Linked DNA regions of Homo sapiens: regions 1 and 2 are each linked to region 3. A link is a loop called in an ENCODE intact Hi-C map of the cell type or tissue named here. Cell type or tissue: heart right ventricle. All regions are shown on one strand. Each heading gives the region's core, and the rest is flanking DNA. Links, peaks and the distances in the headings are about the cores only.

Region 1 (5,938 bases), core at 642-5,641, 310 kb after region 3:
TCAGTTACCAGAGTGCTAATAGCTAGCTTCATGCTATCTAGGCTGGAGATCAGAAGATCATTATCTGGCAATACTGATAAACCAGAGAGGGGAGGCCTGAAGATAATGGCATTACAGGCTCTGAGCAGCCTAGCCAGTAAAGGCCATAGGGGAGCCCACAGTTGGCAAGTCCCAACCATGAGCACAGAGCTTCTAATTCACTTTTCAAACCTCCACTCTAAAATATGATCAGGTACTGGGAATAGAAAATATAAGAAGCAAGCTGGAGGAAAAGAGATAAAACTATGATTAATATTTTTGGAGAGATGAAAGAAAATATTACATCCATGAATCAAAAACAAGATGCTGTTACAAAGGAACAATCAGAAAACATGATAAAGACCTTGGATATTAAACTTACAATAGTTAACATTAAAAATGCAATGGAAGATCTTAAATATACTGTTGAGAAAATGGAAAGGACAAAGAGCAAACAGACAAAGGGATGGAGAATAGGAGAGAAAGTATTTTGAAATTAGAAGATTAATTGCTAAAAATCAGCTAAATTTATTTCAACAACTGCAAAGACCCATAAATATCTAAAACAATATTGGCAAGGAAAGCAAAATCATTGCACCTCGTGATAACTAGGCAGCAGCCTATGCTCCTGGAAAAGCGTACAGAACCCGGGTACAGCGCCATGTTTGTAGGAACTAGCTATTTGATATAGGTGGCACCACTAATTTAGTCAGAAAAGGAAATATACAAATATTGTATATTTTTCAATTTTTGAAAATTATAATTAATAGGAAATGGGAATTGGGAAGACATGTTAATTTGAATCATATGAAATTGTTGATATTTGACTGTTTTGACCTACATAATGTCTGTTTCATGAAGTTCAAATTAACGCATGAAACGATTAATGTTTGCAGATGAAAAAAGGAGAATAGATGCAGAAATGGATTAAGGTATATGATTAAACAAAAGAAAAGTCTTTTGTGGATGTACAATAAGCTCTGAACTGGGAAGGAGAATAATTCAGTTCGATGCACCAATAGGTGACAATGATGCAAGGTTTGCAGACAGGCTTACAAAGTCATAACAGATGGAAAAATTACCACAATGGAGCTCAAAGTTGTTATGTTAAGAAAATCAGCAAAAATCTAAAAGAAAGAAGACAGGCGAGATAAGTTATGAGAAAGCTGTCTTGGAAGAGAAAGAAATATTTAAAAGATGAATACTTATAGCTATGAGAAAGTGTAAAATTAGGTTCAGAGAACAAAAAAAAATATCAAAGCACAAGACTTTGAGGACACAATGAAAGTTAAAACCATTTTTAATAATTCTTTGGGATATTCCCAAAACAGAAGAAAAAGACAGACTGCCATCCTTTCCTCAAAGAAATAGTGCTAACAGTGAAAGTGAGGCACATGTCCAACACTTTTTTACACCTCCTACCACCACTGCCATTATACTCATCATCGTGTCAGACACATACTAAGTTCACAAAATGTGGTTAATGGAACCTAGTGGGAGGGGTGATCTTAAATGATTTAATTTTTCCCCTTGAAAGGGATTTTCCTTTGGATCGCACAGTTTCTTAAACTCCAGATTTAGAAAAAGACACAGGCTTCACATATTTTTCTGGATAAGGGTCATTATTCTTGCCCTCTTCAATAGACACTTGCAACAGTGAGAATAAAGCCCATAAATTATATATATTAGACTTGACCATGACGTGATACATCTTCTACTTATAATTTAGGTGATCTTATATAATGTGCTAGACAGTATTGTTATCATTATTTACAGAACCTTGAATGCAGCAGCAATCATCAATCTAAATGCCTGTGCATTGTTTTTAAGGGAGAAGCACAGTGATCTATTAATATTTCAGGTTAATGCACATTGAGTGGGATGGAGGGTTTAAACCAGGAGATAGAAATAGAGATTTCTCTGCAGCTTCAACAGCTATCTCCTGAGCACTTTTCTACTCCCCACCCTTCCTTGGGCCACTCTTTGGTGATCCAGTAAGCTAACTTCCTCAAATATCCATTCACAGTTAATCCTTTGAAATTGTCATGAATGAAGTAAAAGGTGTAGTAAATTACTGAAGACATTAATTTTGCAAGCAGCATAAAATGTTTGCCCATCATCTCGCAAATAAAGACTAAATAGTTGTTCTTGACATTATCCACACCTAAACTTAACTTCTTTTTCTGTTTCAATAGGTTTTAATATTTAACTTGCTCAAATTATGACTTGTTGATATAAATAAGAAATTTGTTTACTCTCCCCAACTGAAAGAGGAAGGCCAAATACTCAGTTATGTTCTATAGTAGGAATCTATGAATCATAGCATAATAATTGAGGCAAATGTCTTCCATCAATCTCATAGTTGCTGACCATTTGCAGCACGAGACCGAAATGAAAAAACTAGGTCCTAGCAGCTCTCTGAGTCATCTTAGTGGGTAAACAGGGTTATCTTGATTGAACTCACAGAGTATCTGACCTACCCAAATGTTAACATGTGTTGAAAACCACTCTCCAGCCATGACAGAAAATGCAGGTGCTTCATAAAACCTGTTGACTGAATCAAATGAGTCTACCAATTGATATTATTTACACCTATTTTGCTCTCCTTAACCGCACAGACTCTTCCACGCCCTTCCTAATCTTTCAGATAAATAATGATGCCCCAAAATAATGTGAATTCTCTAAATATCTGCCATAAACATATTACCTAAAATACAAATGAATTTATGGTTTCTTATTACTTGGGGATTTTCCTGTGCCATTTCTTCTTACATTTGTACAGGTTTTCTTTTCTGCATACAAATGAAATAATTAGGTTCTAGATCTACATCTTTGCAAATTACAAAATGGTTTTCTAGCTGCTTTCAGAGCAATAAAAACAAGTTAGGGAACAAGGATTTAATAAGTAGAAAAAAATTAAATATATTTTTTAAAGGTTTTCAATTAAGCTGTCATTAATGAATGAGTCTTTAAGATACGATTTATGAGGTGAATACACACACACACACACACACACACACAAATGCAGGATTTGCTAATTACTAGCTGTATGATCCTTATCCTTGGCAGTATACTTAATCTCTCTAAACCTTAGTTTCCTGGTTTATAAAATAAAGATAATAACAATTATTTTATGAAGTTGTAGTGAAGTTTAAACAAAAGAATGGACATAAAGGTAATTTTTCATTTTAAAGTCCCATATAAATGAAATTAGTGCTTGTATGCACTACCTACTCTGGGCCAAAGGCTAATCTTTCAGTTTGGAGAGAATATAAGAGGAATATAAGGCATATTCTCTTTCCACAACAAACTTAATATCCATTTGGGGAAGAGGAAATAATTAGAAAAAGAGTTGAGATTGCAGAAAACTAAGTTGTGTGACCCAGGTTATGTGTGCAGTAACAATTCTAAGAAGGAAGAGTTTAAAATGGGCTGGAAATTATGACCATTTTCTTTCCAAATGGAACAGGCTAAGCTTTGCCTGAACAAAGAAGCAAAGATATCTAACAGCTGCTTGCCACTCTCTGTTGCTTAAAATATCAGAGGAGTATGAGGTTTAGGCAGCTCTGAGTCATCTTCCTCCTAACTTGGTATTTATTCAGGACATAGCTCTAACCCTGATGACAACAGCATTCCTGACCTATGAGCTGCTCAAAATGCTAAGATGGTCCTGAAGGTGAAATAGACACCTTCTCCCCGTGCGGTCAGCTGCCATTCCCACTTGTGCTTCTGCAGCCTCCTCATTTTGTCACAGTGTTTTTCTAAATGAAAGAGGTCTGGACAGCTGAAGAAGAGGAACTGAAGCCAAATGAGAAATATCCTAGATTCTCTTCTTATGACAATGCTCAAGACTCACAGCTGAGGCAATTGTAGAAAGAACTGGAGCTTGGGCTTAGACCATGTGACTTTGGAAGCTTGTATATCATGAATGAAGCCCAATAAATTCAATTCAGTTGTTCAAACTCTATGCAGGCCTATTTTGATCAAAGTCCTGTAACTGTTAGATATGCAAAACTTATTAAGGGAGAATAATGAAAGATATGGAGGGATAAGACAATTTAACATATATTTTATGTGTTCTCATCTCATCCAGTGGTATCTGTAAATGGGCTCTGTAATCAATATTTTTGCAGATGAGGAGGATGAGGCCCAGATGGGTTGGATAACTTGTCCAAGGTCACACAATTTATAAGCTGCAGAGGGAAAATCCAGTCCCACAAAATCCTGGCTCTAAAGCCTGTGCTCTTTACACTTACATTGTCAGAGGGAGAAATACAAACACACAGAGAAGCATTTTTTTAAGAGGAGGGCTCAGGGAACAGAATATTTTCACAATTCTAGATGATGGGGTATTTTCGCAATAGGTGAACTGTGGAGGAGTAGGCTGGAAGGAGGTTGAGGCCATATGATGGAGAACTATGCTAAAGATCACCACTTTAGACTCAATTATGTAAACACTGAGGAGTCACCAGTGACTGACCAAGTATGAGGGAGTTCTGGGTATGGACAATGAGGGGGTACCCTGTCTATAAAAAATTTTAAAGCTATAATAAAACCCAGTCATTCTGATTCTAATCATCACTTCCTGCCGACATTTCTAAACAATGAAGTGATAAAATACTCCTCCTCAAAAAAAAAAAAAAATCATTTCTGGTCTTAGTTTTAAACAATTGCTGCCATTACCATTGAGTTTTAATAATACATTGTGTGGTTTGAATTAGCACATTTTTATTATTTGTCCTTTATTAAATATTGTGTTCAACATAAAAGTTAACTCAGCAAATTCCCAGTTAAACAATTGTTCCCCAAACGTACCCCACTCAGCTACAATCATTCAGGATAAATTGGGAAACCTTGGCAATTGCCTTGGGCAGACATAGCTGCAATTCTAAGTCAAAGAAACAGAACTTGAGTTATTATGGGATCACTTGGAGTTTCCTATTTTCGTTTAAATGCAAAATGCAAGTATAACATTTTTTATTTGATAAGTGCAAATTTTAGTTCATATATAAAATATCCCAAATTTGCACAATCTTTAGAATCAAAATCACTTCTTTTCATTTGTTTTAAAACAGAAGATTTAAAAATTATATTGATTGCTAATTACTACATGAAAATAATTGCATCACAAAGTGAGGGGTGTTATAAAAATGATCCAGCCAAGGTGTCAAAAATGCTAGGAATGCCACTGGAAGTCACTGAATGTTTTTGATGGCAGGGGTCACGAAAGAATGGTTAAGGTGAATCATAAAAGGCATCATCATTATACCAATCTATGTTATGTATATGTCTAGTTACCAATATGTTTTCCTAGAGAAGGAAAAAATGTGGAGTTTAAGTTGTCAAAAGCAATAAAAAGTATTAAGTGGTGGAGAGTATTCTGGCATGGCTCCTTTAAGCTGCTGCATTTTCATGGTAGAATATCAATCCTACCCGCAGCCGGTCTATCCTTGAAAGCAGACAGTTCTCATTTTAAACTGCCAGCAGAGAACACTACCACTTCAGGGAGTCAGTAGGGAATGATGCAATTTGGAAATTTTTGTCACCCAATATGTTGGGAAATGACAGTTGAGAAAATCATTATTTAGGTTTTTTTGTTAAGGACACATGGTTGTCATAACCTGTATTGTTGTTTACAATATTCAGTGCACTTCCCTATGGGAGGATTGCACATCCCTTTCTATAGAAGACTGGCCTGGCCTGATGACTGATTTGCTTCAGTCAGCAGACGTGATGACTGTTCTGGGCCAAAGTTTTAAGAGCTACTACGTGGTTTGCTGTGTCCTTTCCCCAAGTCTCTGTGATCATGAAAGCATGAAGCCTCTATTCACCAAGGGTTCCTTAATAACTTCAATGAGCAGAGTCCTTTTTTAACCCATTGTGAACGTGTTGCCTGAACAAAAATTAAATATTGTAGTTT
Region 2 (5,938 bases), core at 642-5,641, 270 kb before region 3:
TGGCCAAAGTGCTTATCAATCTGTATTTATTCAAGACACTCAGGAAGCCAGGTTTTGATGTCAAAATAAAAATTTTAATTGGAATTGTACAAGAGTGGAAAAAGAAGGTAATCTAGCCAAGAACATTAACCAGTGAGTGATAAAGATATTGACACTCAAGTTTTTACCTTGATCATCTATGTTCAGCTTTTGTTTGTTTGTTTGTCTGTTTTTCAAGCTGCCCAGTTTATTTGGTCTGGTTTCAAGTTCTCAGTGAACAAACTTCACATAATGTAAAAGCGAGGTTGAATCTACAAATAGAGACTAAATCTCTCATTTCTTAGAATCCTGGCATGCACAATTAATCTCTGGGTATGTTTAAAGGTTGTGATAAAAAGAAAATATTGTGGGTTCAAGGAGAGAATTACTCTCACTTAAATAGAAAGCAACAATGATTACACCTGTTAATGCCTAGTTCTGCCAACTAGAGCTATCAATATATGAAAGGCAAAATAACTTTAAAATATTTTATCAAAATGACTAGAACCAGAAAGGAGCTGAGAACAAAGAGTAAGGGCCCAGATTAAGCATCACAGCTTGAATCTGACTCATTCAGCGGCTATGGTCTTTTCAGAATCAGGCCTCTTTCTGTTATTTTGTTCATTTTTTGGGCATCTTTCCCATCCTACTTCTACCTTCTTTTTTTCTTCCTTTAGTTTCTCCTTTTTTAAAATCAATAATTCAATCCAAGTGCAAAAATACCATGAATGTCAGGTCCTTATACTGAGTACAATGGGCACCCATCTTTGGAGTATTCACTCTGGAACTTTTTCTGTACTAAAAGGCCTTAAGTTGGGAACATTTATTTTACATCTGCAGGGCATTTCAGTCAACAAAAAAGTGTGTCTTTCATTTCTACCTAGCATTGTGATCATACACAATGGGAAGAATGACAAAGGCCACTAAGACCAAGATTCGCTCATATTTTATTTGAGATTTGGATAGCATAAGTGACTGAAAGCTCATCTCTATAACATTATATAAAAGATTCAAAACTTTTCCTAAACCATTCTTTCATTAATGCTTATCACTGTCCAGTCAATAGTCAATATAAATTCGTCCACAGAAAATATATACAATGCAAACATGTATAATTATAATTCTAATGTCTAAAACTGCAGAATAAACCTATGCCTATCCTAAAACTTCAGTTAGAAATTTATGTAACATACAAAAATCTATGCCAAGTTTTATTCTCTTCTGAGAATAATTTTTTTCCAGTAGAAAAAATACTTTTTATGTAATAGAATTTTCACACAGTGAAATATTGACTGATTACTTATAACAATTTTCTTTACCTATAAGTCTACAAGGTATAACTCAAAATGATAACCATTTTATTTATCATTTTGAGTTTTTTAAAAAACTTTATTGATACTCTCTGTAGTTTTGTAATAGTGTAATGTAATTGCTTATTTAATAGAGTAGGATGAGGATAGGAAGTCAGAACAGCCATGAGAGTCAGTCAGTCTTTAGAAATACATTGATCAAGACATATCTAAGCTATGACTAAGGAAGCCAAGAAATGTTTAATACAATAATTTTGAGTTTACCTTTATATCAACTTGAAGTCAGGAAACGTGATCAGGAAAAATATGGAATCCAACATAGGCAGCTTTTTACCTTGATAATCATTGTCTCCATTTCTCCACAGATGACCCCTAAAATTTGGTTGCCCTTCCTTCTCAAAATGAATAGTATGCTATCTGCATATGTTACTGATAGATAGAAGCAAACCCTTCCTAGTCCCTGCCTGCTACCCAACATGTCATGGTCCATAGAGACCCTCTTCCACATCCTGTCCCTGTTGTATGTATGATAAAAATTACCCATCTGGAAAGTACTTAGCTTCATTACTTCTCTGAAAATTCTATCCTGTGTTTAGAATCCTAATGACTTTTAGTGGTGTATTTTTAAAAATTTTTTCTCACTCGTATTTCTATAAAACTATAATGATCTTACAATTTTAAAGACAGAGAGCACAGGAATAATATGATTGTATATTTCCCAATATAGCTAATAGAATACATTTTGGAGAGGCTGAATGATTTTTTCAAGGTTATGTAGACTACAAAGCCATGATTATAATAAGTGAAACTCTTTCACAAGAGCTAGCCATGAAATGCATTATCTCAATCAAGTGTTTTTTTATTTTTTCACAGAGTAATAATGGCAATAGGTTAAAAAAAGAATAAATAGATTGCAACCCAACCCTATTTATATCCAATAGATATAAATAGTACCTAGACACTTTTTAGCAGAGTACAATGCATTGTTATTGCTGGATTTTTAGATTAAAAAAAAAATCCTAGCCATAGAACTCTGACCTACAACCTAAGATACAACCAGCCCAAGAAGCCACACCACAATCTCTGTAGTAACTGGCCCAGAATGGTCAGGCCTTTGTCAATAGCTGCCAGCTTTCCTACTGCTTTGTCCCACCCCCAATTCAGGAGGAACTAGACAAAGCCCAAAATGTTCCTCAAACAATTGCATAGGATGTCCTGCTTCTAGGTAGCCTACCTGCAGCTTCCCCATGCCAACAAACTCCAACAGTGCATATCTAAAGCCTTTATTTTTTATCACTATACACCTTTTATTTTTTATCACTATAAATGGCTTCTATCCACAGCCTGTCTTTGAGTCTCTGCCAAATTTAATTCATGGTGGCTGACTCCTTTGATACAGCAAGCTCTGAATAACTGCCTTTGTTTGTTGTCATTTGGGTGGTCTACCTTTATTTCCAAAAGGTAAAATCTTTAAGAAATCATGGATCTTGAGAGTTTATGATAAAATTTGAAAGAATAACTTTACTAAGCAAAACTTGCCCTACTTCCAAGGCTTGATATAATTAAAAAACTTCAAAGATAAAGTTTCTTTGCTGTAACTTGAGTAAAGCACCTAGCTAAGTGTCCCTGTGCTATCTTTACACATTCAGTCTATAAGAATATACCTCGGGACCAATTTGCCTTAGTAGACTGAGGTCAGACCAATAAAAAAGATGGAAAAAGCTCTTGAGAATCAAATAGGCTTTTTAAAAGTACCCAAATTACAGCTAATACAACTGGAATTGAAATGTACTAAGAATGCCTTTAAGCATGGAACAGAGGGCAATAGGGAAAAGACCCCAGTTATTGAAGAAATAAAGATATCCATCCCTAATGTGGCAGAAGTTGGTGAAATATTCAACTCCCAGAGCAATACAAAGCAAAGAAGAAATCATTTTTAGATAAGAGGACAAAACTAATGGATATTCTCAGCAAGCCTAAAAGCTGTGTTACCACAATAGTGCAAAGATAGTGGTTTCTCCCTCTACAATTCCTTTCAATGATTGTTTTGCCAATATACAGTGTAAAGGAAACAAAGACTAATAATTGCTTGTCAGTACTGACGAAGTATGACTGGCATCACGAAGGGGAAGAGCTGGGGGAGGTGGATGCCACTTCACGGCTATCACAGATATTAACGGCCTGTGCTGTGCTCATACCAAAAGGAGGAAGGAAGGAACATTTGAAGGTCAAGTTAAATGAGCTGTTTACATCTTTCCAGTTAACAAAACACATTCCAAAGGCCAAGGATTTGAGTCATTGAGGACATTTTAAAAGGTGTAAAATGATGCAAGAAATAACATTAAGAGTTAGAACTCTGTGTGCCAAGTCCCATTATAGTAGGTTGAGAGAAAGTTTGACTGTAGAATCTTATGAAGCAAAATCGTCAGCTATCAAGTATTTTTACTATATGGGAAAAAGTCCTATACTACACTGACGTCCAATTCCTCAATGATATGTAACACAAAACACTCAGACAGATTTGAGTAACTAAAAGGATTTTCTCACTTTCTACAATAAAATGAAAATGTATTACATAAAAATTGACGTTTCACTTTCAAATAAAGTAGCCTCAAAAAAGCAATACCAAAGAACTCACTGCCTTTAAACACATATTGAGTTCTAGCTATATCTGTCTAGAGCTATAAAGAAAGCCTGGAACTGGAGGAGCTTCCAGTGTAGGGAAAGTAAAATTAGACGATCATGGGAGTTAAATGTGTCGTTATAGGCATTTAGTGCATCTGTAGTCAGTAACAGGAATAGCATTTTGCCCAGCAAGATCTCACAACACAAATGAAGAGCTGGAACAAAATGATAGGAATAGACTACATACAAAAATAGTAGCTTGATATCCACATGTTTAAAAGACTTCCCTAAGAATTTAAAAACAATTTTTTATATCTTTCCCTGGTAAATAGTATGAGAATTTAAGTAGTACTTGAGTTGAAAAGCTTTGTATATTTCCCATTACGGTTTAACTAAGCATGCTTGTGCTGATAATACCCAAATATCTTGAACATGAAAAAATTAATAACATGTTATTATGTTATGGCCAGACTTGTAACACATTAGTTTCACCATTATCCACCAGCATTTCAACAGTAAAGCTCATTTGACTGGTATTTTTCTCCTGGATCAGCCTAATTGCAACTCACTCAAGGAGAGGCATGGCAATGAAAATGTTAGCAAACCTCACTCTTAGTAAGCAAATTCGATGCTATGTAAACTCATCACTTTATTTTTGTACTCAGGCACCCCTCTTGTTCAACAACCATTCAGATTCAAGGAAGGTAGGAGTTAGCCACTACAGATTTTTCTGCCTGTAGAAAAAATCAGCAATAAACCATAAATAAGATTGTATACTTCTGAAAACGTTCCTCTATGCTGGCTGTAGATTTCTCACCACTAACGTACAAAGTATAAACATTCATTTTATTTGGTGGCTTCTTAAAACAGTCTCAAAAGGATAGTCCAAAAAATGACATAATTCACTTCATGCCTAAACTTCACATCAGCCACATGTTACAACACAGATCAAACTGAGATTTAACCTTTCCATGGACAAGCCAGCATTTTTATTAAACAAGCAAACAAACCCATAAATTTTCCAATGTCTTCCTCCTCTTTCGCTTAAATTACTTCCCCATTTTTCTTCTTCTTTTTATAATCAATTTTATTTAAAGACTTATCTGTATTTGGTATATTATCTCAAATCACTTTAATTCTAAAGAGTCAATATCTATGTTCTATTTTCCACCATTGAACTAGAAATGGCCTTCCTAGCTATTAAATGAGTGACTCTTTTTTTTGTTGTTGTTGTTGTTTTTTTTCAGTACCCTCGTCTGTAACTTCCTTTCCATCCAGGACTTCATTGAAGTCCTCAATATATCTCATAAGGGATTTTGCAACTGCTTTCAAAATTGCACTCTTGTCGCTTTTTACTCAAGTCCACCCCTAACACTGCTACCTGAGTATTTTCCTAAGACCAGCATCTGATCATGTTATTTTTTGCTCACAAACCTATTGACTCCTTACTACCTACAGAATAAAGTCAAAATTTCTTAACTTCACAAACAACATTCCCAAGCTACCATTTTAGTTACTTTCCTTCCTTCCTGACACAGACACTAAACTTCTGCCAATATAATTCTTCACTCTGTGAGTCATTGGGTAAATTAGAGATAGGAAATAGCATGGCATACCATGCTGAAATACCTCTCATTTCTCTTTCCCATGGCAAGTCTATACTCACTTTTAGAGTGAGTTCAAATTTTACCTTTCAAGAGGCCTGGATATCCTGGACTAATTTTTACCTTCCTCTAAGATTGTTTATACAGCTACTATTGCATCTATATACTGAAGCATTAATTTATAAATGTACATTCCTACTATATAACAGATTGCAACCTTCTTAACTGAGAGACTCATTAGCTTTTGCACTCTGTGGGACCTTGCTTAGGGCATCTAACACCTAAGGGCTGTCAACACATCTTCATTGAATTATTGCAGTGAATGAGAATTTGACTAAATGAATATGCTATGACTACACACTGTGCACTAATCTTTACACT
Region 3 (5,938 bases), core at 330-5,329:
CTTTTGCTATTTTATCCTGATAAACAAAGACTGCATCATGATCTGGTAAGAGCATGTAAAGAATCACTCAAACCCAAAGACCTCAACTGTGTTACTTCCTAATTCAATGGATTTGGATTTTTCTGAGCCATAGTTTACTTAGCAATATACACTGGACATTAATATCTATTTTAGAGTAGTTGTGAGATTAAGTAACTAGCAGCCATAACACATATGGCACAAAATAGAAACTAAAGTTTACAGTGACTTTCCTTTTCTTCAAAATACCCACAAAATTGTATTGCCTGTAATGCCTTTTAGTACTTTGGGCTTTAGGAACTATTTCTTATTCCTGTCTCTTGTTCATTCTCTTCTATCTTTAATTTCTCTTTAACTGTTAAGCAAGTATTAATATAACAAATGGTATGAAACCATTTTAAGAAAAGCCTACTTACAAATATGTAATTAGAAGTTCATAAATTAAGGTGTGATGAATTTCATAAAATGAGTCACAGAATTATTAAATACTGGACCTGAGAGAAACCTGAGAAATAGCTGGTCCAATCCTCTGGTTTTGCAGAAGAGGAAACCACAACCAGAGAAGTTAATTGATTTGCTTAGGGGCATATAGTTGCAATTTTTTAATGTAAAGCACTCTTGTGCACTTCAAATAATTACACTTTTAAAATTTTACTTTCATACTGTGTTTAAAAAAACTAATATTAAATAATCTATTTTATGAACAATTACATAAAGTTGAAGATGATTATTTTTATATGTGTGGGGTTTTGTACACGAGGCATGGTTTTATCTTCACAATCATTTCTCAACTACACTGTAGTTTTGTGTGTGCATCATACTTCACAAGCACACAAAGTTTAGCTCTACTCTGGGGTTTTTGAATGGCTGTTCTAGGTGGAGATCCTGGAACACATCTGCATCTTAACAAGATTCAACATCTGAACCTGTAAAACTTTAGACAGAATTCAACCTGATACCATTAAGGAAAGAACCACCAGAATAGATATTTCAACATCTTAATGAGTCTAGAATTGAAGCAAGCCTTGTAGAAGGGAAAATCCTCCCCAATTAAACCTAGTCTTTGAAAAGGTGGTTAGATATTTCAGAAGATGAAAATAGCATCCATAATAAGTTATCTGAATTTAGGCAAGAATTAGGAAGAAAAAACAATTCTCAGTTCTTCTTCCTAAATTTGTCTCTCCCATCTTCCCCATAAGGAGCCCCGCTCTTCCCACAGGGACCAAGGTAACTATTTGATAATTCCTTCTTTGCAGCTATTTCCTGATGAGCTAGATGGAGAATTCACAGATTAATGCCAACCTCTTCAAATAACTGTATATGATGAAAAGGAAACACTGGCATGGTTTGTCCATGTGGCAGGTTTTTAATATTTATTCAAAAAATATATACTGGAAGGAGAAAACAGATATGGGAAACTAAGATGTATCATTCATATAAGAATACAATTTTGTCTATTAATGACCACAGTGTGTGATATTTAATTGGTCTTCAGAATAATTGCATATCAAACCATCTAAATCTGATAACATGTTTGGTCAATAATGATCTCCACATAGGTTATTGAATTTTTGCCCAGCTGGCACTGGTTGAGGCCCAGGGAAGCTCTAAGTTTAAAAGAACTTGAGGAACAAAAAAGAATAAAAATTAGGTACAAGCCTTTTAAAATTTATGTTGATCCCAAGTTCACTATTTTGCCATTTGGGTAACAGTTATATATTTTGTGGAGCTCCCATGATATCTTAGACATAAACCCACACGAAGTAGATATTCAGTATCTATGACTTAGGGGATTGGCTGATCTATTTCATCTCTTTCCTTCTAATGGTTGTTCAATAAGTCATACAGTAACTACTGTAGTTGCTGTATTGAAGTAGTCAAGTGAAAAAGAATATTTTTTTCTCCCTTGAACAGTATTTTCTGCTAACACAGCACACTTGTAAAAGCCCTTGAATATTTCAGCATAGGCATCAGATAAACATATAAATAACTAGATAAATAACTGACAAAATGCTGCAAATTATTTGGCGATAAATATAAGCACACCACAAATTACAAGGTTAATGCTTAACATCTTTTAGAAAATGCTTCTAAACTAAGGCTGTATTGTTAACATGAGATTACGGAAAAGGATTTTGTAATACTTAAAAGTTCTTGGACTGTTGGACAGTGAGTATTTTCTAATTGCTGAGCAAAAATAACAATATGGCATGATTCAATTCTGTAAGATTGAATGATTAAAAAAATCAAAATCAAAGGCTCTTCTGTTTGTACTATGAAGCATTTGGAGTTAAATTGTAAATAAGGACTGGAAAGAACGCATACAATTTAAGTAGCAGTCAGGACCAGTGGAGTATAATTTTTGGAATGCTTAAAATGATTATGAGATTGAGTAAGAAAATCGTAATGCCCAATTTTCTCTGAAAAAAAAAAAGTTATAGATGCCCTAAACAAGACACCAATGGTTGATAAAAAGGCAAAAATAAAAAATTTGGTCCCTGAATGATGACAAGTCAATGCAAATAGTGTGCTTTCCATTGGAAGCACAATTCCATATGTTCGTAGGCCAGCTCTGTCAGGCCCATTGGCAGGCCGTCCTGCTGTGCTCATCCTCAGTATGACACTCACCAGGCAGAGATGATGATGTATAGAAGCCAGGAAAATTTCCACTACGTGTCATGATCATGAGAGGCATAGCCTAGCTGCTGCTGAATGGTGGCAGCAGAAAATTCAGTCAACATATTTTAACCTTCAGAGTTATTCAGGCACATTCTGATCTCACCAAATGAGCTGATAAGAGTGAAGTACAAACTTGGCGTCAAACAGCTGTTTCCAAACAACCAATGGGAGGCAAGGCAAAGGAGTGCTTTCTTTCCGTTTTTAGGTACAGTCAGTGCTTTTCAAGGCTAAAACTTCAACAACAGTTTTTCCATTGCATAAAACAAAAACAGCTAACCTTTTAAATGTATAGGAACACAGTGGGGTAATAAAAATAAAAGGAAGAAGAGAAGAAGAAAAAGAATAAATGGAAGAATAACTTAAATGTTATAGGGTAAAACCAGCCAGGTTCTAAAGACAAAGCACTCTATGAACATTAGATTATGCAGTTGATTCGACCCTAATTCAAGTCAAGCTGGTTCAAATGTTTCACTTGAAATTTTTTTGTCCTTTTTTGCTTGTTGCTTATCCTGAAATCTGATCTACTTGTAGGTTTAATGCAGGGGACGGGCAAAAATCTGACCTATCCTTAGTATTGTAAGGGATTGCACTAAATGTGGGAGTAAGAGCAATAATTCCACAGCTTCCTTCTTGGAAACAGGCCCAGCTTGAAGAAATAAAAATAGAAGTGTCTGAATGCAACTAAAAAGCTCAGCCACATGGAATTTAAATGCCAATTCCCTTTAGCCTTTTTTTTTTATTTTTTTAGTCATCAAAATTCCTAAGCCCACAAATTCAAAAACTCTTACAGTCCAGCATCTTTTCTGGTAACCCATCACTTGAAGTCACATTGATCCAAAATGACTGCATATTGAATAGCTTCAACCCAGCTGTCCTCATACTTTTAAAAAATTATTAAGTTTAAAATGTAGATAAATAAATACATATGCCAAAGGGCACTAGAGTTCCAGGACAGGACTCGTTTAGTTGATGTTCATCCTTATGATTCCAGAATACACTTATATTAAGTTTTTTACGTTCTAAAAAAACACATTTTAAATTGAAACAAAAAAATTCCTAATATTTTTGCCAACCTCTGTTTCTAATTTGCCCAAGGGCCCTGTTTAGCATATTTGCAGTATCATATATTCAAAGTGGAAGAACGGGAAACAAAAAACAGATTTAGGAAACCAAGATTTACCACTAGTATGAGATGATAATTTGGTGTATCTCATGATGACTACATACATTAATTGTTTTTATGAGTGCTTCCATATTTTAAATTGTCTTCTGGATGGTAGATATATCAACATTCTCGGAAAAATTGAATTTCTCTGTCACTCTGCTGTTCATTGATCTTTTGTCTGCATGTGGTCTTTTTGAAATTAAGTGAAACTCTTTGTTTAAAAGAGATACTTAGGGTGCAAAGAGGAATAAGAATCTGGCCTAGGCCATTTAAACCCATGTTTATCCAGTATTCATCATTTTCTCCTCTAACATATGAACGTAGTTTCCAAAACCACAAATCTCACAAGTGTTTAGATCCAGACTTGTAAACAGGTTTGATTTCCTTTTACTGAGCGTCTTCCTTCCTCTTCTCTTATTGCATTCAGCTGGCTCTAATTCCTTCTGGTGTACTTAAAGAAATGAAATATTTTGTCTGAATTAAGAATAATCATGTGTTTGAGAAGATCAATCCTGAAACAATAGAAAAGTGAATTGTTTCCAATGGATCTGTTTACAATGACTGAGCAACTAGGATTTGGATGAATAAATAAAAAGACCAGTAATTTTATTGAGTTATATTGTTCAATTTCAATTGTGTCTCTTAACATAAACAGCTTAGTGATTGATGTATTATTGAATATTCGTGGAGTGTGCCTGTAATGAATATGTTTATGAGTGACCCTCTGAGAGTAAATCAATGTTAGAAAGAGACCTCTGTTTTTTAGGAGTTTAGATGATTGCAAATCAAACTTTCAAATGTCCAGATTTTAACACCTAGTACTTTGAAATTTAGAGGGAAAATTAAAAGTACCCAAAAAGCAAACGAGCCAGTGAATTATGGGAAAGAAAAAAAGAAAACATTTTTTTTTTCTTTTTTCAGACAGTGTCTTGCTTTGTCACCCAGGCTGGAGTGCAGTAGTACAATCACAGCTCTCTGCAGCCTCGTGCTCCTAGGCTCAATCTGTCCTCCCACCTCAGCAGCTGGGACTACAGGCATGCAGGACCACACCCAGTTGATTTTATTGTTTTTGTTATTGTTGTTGTTTTGTTTTTGTTTTTATTTTTTCGTAGAGATGGGGTCTCACTCTGTTGCCCTGGTGTGTCTTGAATTTCTGGCCTCAAGAGAGCCTCCTACCTCAGCCTCCCAAAGTGTTGGGATTACATGTGTGAGCCACCACATCCAGCCAGAATTCTTATTAACCTTTTTCAGTATCTGAGGCCATTATTTGGAAGCATCCTTAAGAAAATGACCAAAACATCACCATGACAGAGTCAAACACACTAGTGTCTTAAACAAATCATGCTCTTTTCTTTTAAAATTATGCAACTATTAATAGGCATGTAATTCTACTTATTATTCTCCCTAGTGGATAATTTATCTCTGTGAAAATGCTCCTCCTAGTAAGGTATTGAACTACATTTTGTCTTGAGCTTCATAGATGTCCAAGTATCTGAATTGATTGATGAGGCAAGGATATTCAATTGCAGAATCCCTCACTTCTATACAATTCATGATCTCCCTCAATTACTCTATTTTCTAAATGCTTATGACCTGGTCCAAGGAACTCGTAAGTCTTAGAAACGTATCTTCCACCATTCTTGGAATCGCTGCCCACAAAAATCATACACAAATGGGATGCTTCAATAATTTCTAAGTGGGGGAATGCCTAGGAAATGCAATAGACTGTTATCCTCAATCAGGAGGATATACAATCTGTTGATACAGCCTGGGGTTAGACAAGTAATGTCTCTATGACAAGGTGCTAAACTATGCTCTATCTTCCAATAGTACCTCTTCCTTCTCACATCTTCCAACTGGTATCTCTTCCCAGATTCTCTACTTATTCTCTTTTTTTCTATATACCCATATATACAGAAATATCTTTCAATCATATGTGTACAACTCCAAAATTCTTATTTCAAGATTAAATTATTTCTCAAGCTTATTCCTGTCTTACGTTTTCAACTGCCTGCTACTTTCCCCCCAAAATCCACATTCTGTTAAACCAGATGTCCTTCCTGACTTCTTTATTTC

What was found. A loop is a pair of places that touch in the nucleus more often than their neighbours do. Peaks named below come from ENCODE experiments on the same cell type or tissue, not always from the same donor. Only the 100,000 strongest peaks of a DNase experiment are listed, where the experiment ranks them.
Region 1: a loop joins it to region 3, with 2.8 times the contacts of the local background. A loop is called at or near these places in 9 of 110 quality-filtered maps.
Region 2: it touches region 3 in a loop (3-fold over the local background); 2 of 110 quality-filtered maps call a loop at or near these places.

What each region holds. Positions count from the first base shown.
Region 1 is chr6:139,762,515-139,768,452 of GRCh38, reverse strand. No RefSeq gene overlaps it. Among named protein-coding and RNA genes, the nearest start is that of FILNC1, 5.6 kb to the left of the region's middle. In heart right ventricle, for the core only: no CTCF peak of the experiment used is centred there; a DNase peak (open chromatin) is centred at 3,727; H3K27ac peaks cover 3,135 bases.
Region 2 is chr6:140,344,271-140,350,208 of GRCh38, reverse strand. No RefSeq gene overlaps it. Among named protein-coding and RNA genes, the nearest start is that of MIR3668, 140 kb to the right of the region's middle. In heart right ventricle, for the core only: no CTCF peak of the experiment used is centred there; no DNase peak of the experiment used is centred there; H3K27ac peaks cover 3,589 bases.
Region 3 is chr6:140,076,307-140,082,244 of GRCh38, reverse strand. All of the region lies in intron 1 of LINC02941 (long intergenic non-protein coding RNA 2941), which reads right to left. The region is part of intron 2 of LOC107986652 (a long non-coding RNA gene); the gene reads left to right. Among named protein-coding and RNA genes, the nearest start is that of LINC02941, 100 kb to the right of the region's middle. In heart right ventricle, for the core only: no CTCF peak of the experiment used is centred there; a DNase peak (open chromatin) is centred at 2,654; H3K4me3 peaks cover 2,705 bases; H3K27ac peaks cover 4,039 bases.